Linked DNA regions of Homo sapiens: region 1 is linked to region 2. The links are chromatin loops, found by intact Hi-C in ENCODE. Cell type or tissue: mammary epithelial cell. All regions are shown on one strand. Each heading gives the region's core, and the rest is flanking DNA. Links, peaks and the distances in the headings are about the cores only.

What was found. Hi-C counts contacts between places; a loop is a spot of excess contacts. Peaks named below come from ENCODE experiments on the same cell type or tissue, not always from the same donor. Only the 100,000 strongest peaks of a DNase experiment are listed, where the experiment ranks them.
Region 1: a loop joins it to region 2, with 11 times the contacts of the local background. A loop is called at or near these places in 4 of 110 quality-filtered maps.

What each region holds. Positions count from the first base shown.
Region 1 is chr7:62,400-65,301 of GRCh38, forward strand. No RefSeq gene overlaps it. Among named protein-coding and RNA genes, the nearest start is that of FAM157D, 28 kb to the left of the region's middle. In mammary epithelial cell, for the core only: a CTCF peak has its summit at 1,824 (motif pointing right); no DNase peak of the experiment used is centred there.
Region 2 is chr7:199,754-202,655 of GRCh38, forward strand. The region is part of intron 2 of FAM20C (FAM20C golgi associated secretory pathway kinase); the gene reads left to right. Among named protein-coding and RNA genes, the nearest start is that of FAM20C, 8.6 kb to the left of the region's middle. RefSeq lists a silencer at 581-751. In mammary epithelial cell, for the core only: CTCF peaks have their summits at 331 (motif pointing right) and 1,164 (motif pointing left); no DNase peak of the experiment used is centred there.

The sequences.
Region 1 (2,902 bases), core at 314-2,813, 140 kb before region 2:
CTGGGACCCAGAGCTCACTTCAGGGCTCAGCACAAAGTAGATGGCCTGAGATAAGCAGACAAGTAGATGGCACCGCTGCCAGGCCCACGGGGATCACAGGGCTGCCCACGTGCTCCACGAAACACACAGGCACTGACGTGATGGCAGAGCACCACCAGGGTCTTTCAGGAGGGGACTCAGAGTGCTGAACGACCCCACGCACGCAGTCGTGAGGAAAGAGCTGGGCCTGCTCAGCTCGTCCTACATGTGCAGAGAACACAGTGATCAGAGCTCCTGGCAGTGCCCACCTGTGGTCAGCCTGGGAGAAGGAGGCCTTGTCCTCGATGACAGTGGTTCATGTGCACTGCTGTTTCTGGAGTCAGCAGAAACAAATCCATTCTTTAAGTAACGAACAGAGGCGCCTCTGCTACTTGACACAGAGCAATGCTAGGTGTCGGGTAGTCAGGGGCCAGGGCCTGGGTCTGGGGACTGCGGTGCCCGGTCTAAGACAGAGGCCAGGCTGGCCATATCAGCGAGCAGCAGAAGGCCCCCCAGAAAGCTGTCTCTGGTCCAGCGGCGAGGAGCCCCCACAGGTAGGAGCCACCAAGCGCAGTGACCGCGTGCTCTGCTCTCCAGCCCGTGACAGATCCGAGGGGCACTTTGCAAACTCTCCGAGGCCAGGAGACCATGCATCCTCTTTACCTCCTGCCCTGGCCATGACTTCCATCATGCCCGATCTGACCCTCACCACTATCAGGCACCCTGAAAGGGAGCGTATTCGTGGATGGTAAATGCTAGCCCCATGGGCAGGGGCTTCCTGGCCTGTGCCATGTGACCCTCCCTGACACAGCTGCCTGGACCTCAGCCAGGACTTTGGACTCGGGGAGCAGGTCATCAGTCACACCCTTGGCAGGACCTGTCCTGGGAGCCCTCTGTGTGTGGGGAGCTGCCTCATTCCCCTGTGAACACAGTAGGGCATCATGGGGTACGACGGTGAGCACTGGAGCTACCCTGGGGGCTGGGCTCAGTCCTGAGGTCAGGCCCAACCTAAGCTGGGCAGCCTGGTGTCAGCTGCAAGAACCCTCTTCACCTTCCTCATTCCTACATGACTTTCCAGTGTAGGCCATCGGGTGGGATGGGGTAAAAAAACACAGGCCCCATTCTACCCCTCTGCTGATCCACACATGGACATGTGTACACCCAGGCCTCCCTGCTCACAACCATGGCCAGGAAGGCAGGCTCCGGCCAGGGCTCTGAAATGCCAGGAGGGTATAGAGAAGACAGGTGGCCCTCTGCCCCTGCAGTCAGGCAGCACCTGCCCACTCCGAATGCTGCAGCCAGCTGGTTACAGTGTCTGTTACTCAGCTAGTGCGTTTGCCAGTGCTCTTCAGTGTCACCATCGTGGCAGCCTCTGTCATTGAGAACAGTTTAACACAGGAGAAAGAAGTTGCAGGGCCCTGCCCCGGTAGAGGTCTGTCTTCCCTGCCAGCTTTACCCAGCGCGGCCGTGGGAACTGCAGGAACCAGGCTCCCAGGAGGATGCAGACTGACTGACCGCTGCTCCCCGGGGAAGAGCCGCTTTCTAGCACTTCCTTCCTCTTCCTGCAGCCCTCTCTTACCTTCCTGGGGTAGGGAAGGGATGCTGATGTGCTGAGATGGGGTTTTCTGCCTGTTAGAATTGCTGGGGAAAACAACTTACTGTTTTAGCAAGGAAACAACATGCTTCATGGCAGCAAATTGTGTTTTCAGGGGCTCCAGAAAGATATCAGTCTGTTATAAAATAATCAGGCCAATGCTCAGGACCCATCACTAAGGAATAAACCAGCAGCTCTCCACGAGGGGGCACAGCTAGCTTTCCTCTTCACCTCCAGAGGCTGAGGCATCTTGCTGGCTTGAGGCAGCCAGGCACCAGGTGGGAGCTGCAGTGCAGGGGCAGGCCTGGGGGCCTGATTATCGCAGGAGGAGAAATGCATAGTATGTTCATCCCCCCAGAGTGACGCTGGAGAAAAGAAGCCCCAGGTCTCTCCCTTGCCCCTCTATTCCCCACCAACCCAGCTGCCCCAGCAGAGGGACAAAGGCCTGGTGATGCCTCTGTCCTGGGGACAGTGAGTGATGGGAAGGGGGCCCAGCGGGTTTGTCACCACTGGGATCTGACACATGCAGACTCCCAGGTATCCAATAATAAGTCTCATGACCAGCAGGGGCTAAGGGGTGTTGGGTGTGCGTTTCTGTGCTTGTGTGTGTGAATTCCAAGAATCTTTCTTAAATTCTGGACATCTAGGGGCCAGGGCTGTCACTTTCCACCATTTCTGAGAGCACAGACATGTGCACTGCCCCCTCCTCTCAGCCCCCCTCCCTTCTTCTTGCTCAGTGCTCCATACTCCCAGTCCCTTCAGTTCAGGCCTGGAGGAGTCGCCCCTCCTGGAACTGCTGAAGGGTGGGGAGGCAGCTTTCTGGACAGAGGAGCAGGCAGGGAGGGTGCTCCCCCTTGCAGGCTGTTCTGAAGGGTGGATTCTTCTTGCTGCTTCTTGGGAGACTGCATGCCCAAGGGAGCACAGCCATGCCAGCCTCACGTGACTCATCTGAAGTCACAGCCAGCTCTGTAACCTGCTCCGTTGTCGTGAGGCTTTGTCCTTGCTTTGTCCCCACCACTCTGAGCCTGTATGTCCTGCATGTTGCACACAGCTCAGCCTCACTTGGGCCCCACTTCCCAGAGAAGCCAGGAGCAGACGTTCCTCTCAGAGCTCTCAGCGCCCGGTGGGGCAGGGCCCTTTAATCACGCCATGAAAGACAGCAAGGACATGAGTCTCTGCTTAGTTACTATCTAGGTCTCTGTGGTCCAGCCGGGGAAGGGGTGGAGGCAGCATGTTCCCTGCTGTGGCCAAACTAGGCCGCTGGGCCCCGGGTGCTGGCCTGCCAGGTGC
Region 2 (2,902 bases), core at 107-2,606:
TATTATCTACCTCTATTCAGCTTGAAATCGGGCATGCAGTGCCTTGGGCTGGGGCTGGCGATAATTAAATTTCTATCATGCACAATTATGGATGCAAAGAATGAATGACATCCCACTGGCATGTGAGGATTCGGGCAGCTTCTGGACTGAAATACAGACTTCATAATTGCTCCATCCAGATTGGGACAAAGACTGTGGTTGGGAGAACATGCCTGAACAAAGAAAAATGACTCTGCAGGACCAAAGTTCTTGACACTGATTGATCTGCCAAAAGGGGAAGAATGAGTCCAGCTAGAATCCAGGACTAACCAGCGGGTGAGCTTCAAGGAACAAAGGGCTTCCGCTGGGTCAGCCCACGAGAGGGAGCTGCCTGCAGGTACCTGGGAGGGCACAGCCACCGTGTCTGTTCCTTGGGAGCAGGGCTCCTTGGAAGGCAGCGCCAGCTCCAGAAAGGCCACTGTTCCCCCTCCCACCCACCCCAGGTGGCAACTGCCCCTGCAGGTCACGGTCCCAGGGCCTCGCTCGGCCGGCCTAGAGAGAGAAAAGGGAAGATGCCCAATTAGCTGGACGCCCATGGCCCCAGGGCTGGGGGACCTTGGGTTATCCTGAAAGAAGGACAATGACCACCTGCAAAGGACGATTTCAAGTGGAGCCTGGAGGAGGCGGCAAATAGCTCAGTCCGCACTCAACTCCCTTCCCAGCCGTCTGGTGGAAGGTGAGGAGCAAAAGCTCATGCTGCTGAGGCCTGGGGCCACCCAGGCACCGGCCTCCCCGTGCTGAGCAGAGACAGCAGCCCCCTAGCTGCAGGAGTGTGCCCCGATGCGCACCTGCCGACTTTCCTTCTGATGCAGACATGGTCCCCACTGGGGCAAGGCTGCAGTTTTCTTTTAAAAAACAGATCTTTCAAAATAAAAGGGGCCTTGAAGAAAATCGTGGAATAAATAACAGTCTGGGGTGGAGGCGGTTCTGGCGAAAGTGTCCTGAGGGTGGTGTGTGATGGACGGGACTTTGGGCAGTGCTGATGGGGCCTTGCCTGTCACTTGAGGCCTCCAGGAGAGTCGAGGACTGGCAGATCCAGGTCCAGAGCAGGTGCAGGCTCCCAGCTCTTCCAGCCCCTTACCTCGCAGTAGGTTCCCACAGTTCTAGCCTCCTTGATGCCAGCCCCAGGGTGCCCACTGCTGGCCAACTATGTCCTTTTCCTCAAAACCAGGTCCCTCGGTGCCCAGGGTGAATGGGTATATGAGCCTGGGTGTGGGCACCCGGGGTCTGGGACACCGAGCAGACCTCTCTGGCTTGGAGATGTGTGCGGTGGGAAGAACAGGGTGACCTGAGCTCTCCCGGTGTCACATTCTCCACATCTGAGCCCTCTTTGGGTGAGGCCCTACTTCCAGCACACACAGCTGTCCCCATTCGTCTTCAGGAATAACTGACCCTTGAGGCCAGACAGTGGCTGTGAAGAGCAGGGGGACCGCCTGACCGTGACCCCCAAGGACAGACGCTGGCCCTCTTGACGGACGAGATGACCAGGGCCAAAGGCGGCAACATGGGGGCCCACGCTGACGGCAGCATCTCACACCTGGATGTGTTTCTGTGGTCCACAGGTCTGTAGGAGGTGGAACTGGTTAATTTAAAGTCAGGTTGGGGTTGTTGTTAGAAAGGGTTCCTGCTCCCACGAGAAACCAAGGATGAGTGGTGGCTGCACCCAGTCTCCATCCCCATGAGCACCCTGCGGGGTGTTGGGACCCCCAGGCCCGGGCCACACACCTCTCTCTTTCAGGGCCGTCTCTCCCTGTCTCTCCAGACCTGCTCTGGGTTCTTCCTTCTAGAGCTTCCCAGTGGGTTGCCGGAGCTGTCTGGGGTTATGTGGCTTGCCTAAGGCCACACCGATTGGGGCCTGGCACCAAAGTCCATTAGTATTTCTGTGACAGCAGCCATCTTTCTATGTAAGACGCTTATTTCATAAGAAATGCCAGCATCTCTTGGAGTCCTTCTGAGGAGGCAACTGCATACGAACATCGCCTCTGTCTCGTGCTGTGACCCGGGGAGAGACTGTGGGCAAAACCCAGTGGCGTCCGAGGGTCTGTGTGGCCCCGAACTCTTAGTGCTGACAGCAACATGAAATAATGAAGGCACAGGGCACTCTGTTCGTGCATGTTAACTTGTGTAACTAGTGCACGTTAATCACATTAACTAGCCATGTTAACTAGTGACGTAGATTAATAATGATGAATCAATAGGAATGAGTCCTGTATACTGACGGATATCCGGGCGATAGGATTCTTCAGCGAGGCCGGGGAAGAAGCAGACTGTCACCTTTGGTCTAAAGTTGGTGGGTTAAGTGGTGGGAGGTGCTCAGGGCAGGTGGCAGGAAGGGGAGAGCGTTCCAGATGGGGAGAACCTATTTGAAAGGCAGTGGACATCTTCCCATGTGCATAGAGAGGACGGGTGGCCACTGGGCGAGATTGCACTGGGGAATGGGGCTTGTGGACATCTTCCCGTGTGCATAGAGAGGACAGGTGGCTGCTGGGTGGGATTGTACTGGGGAATGGGGGGGCCCTATGGATATCTTCCAGTGTGCATAGAGAGAATGGGTGACTGCTGGGTGAGATTGCACTGGGGAATGGGGCCCGTGGACATCTTCCTGTGTGCATAGAGAGGACGGGTGACTGCTGGGTGGGATTGTACTGGGGAATGGGGGGGCGCTATGGATATCTTCCCATGTGCATAGAGAGAATGGGTGGCTGCTGGGTGAGATTGCACTGGGGAATGGGGCTTGTGGACATCTTCCCGTGTGCATAGAGAGGACGGGTAGCTGCTGGGTGGGATTGTACTGGGGAATGGGGGGGCCCTATGGATATCTTCCAGTGTGCATAGAGAGAATGGGTGGCTGCTGGGTGAGATT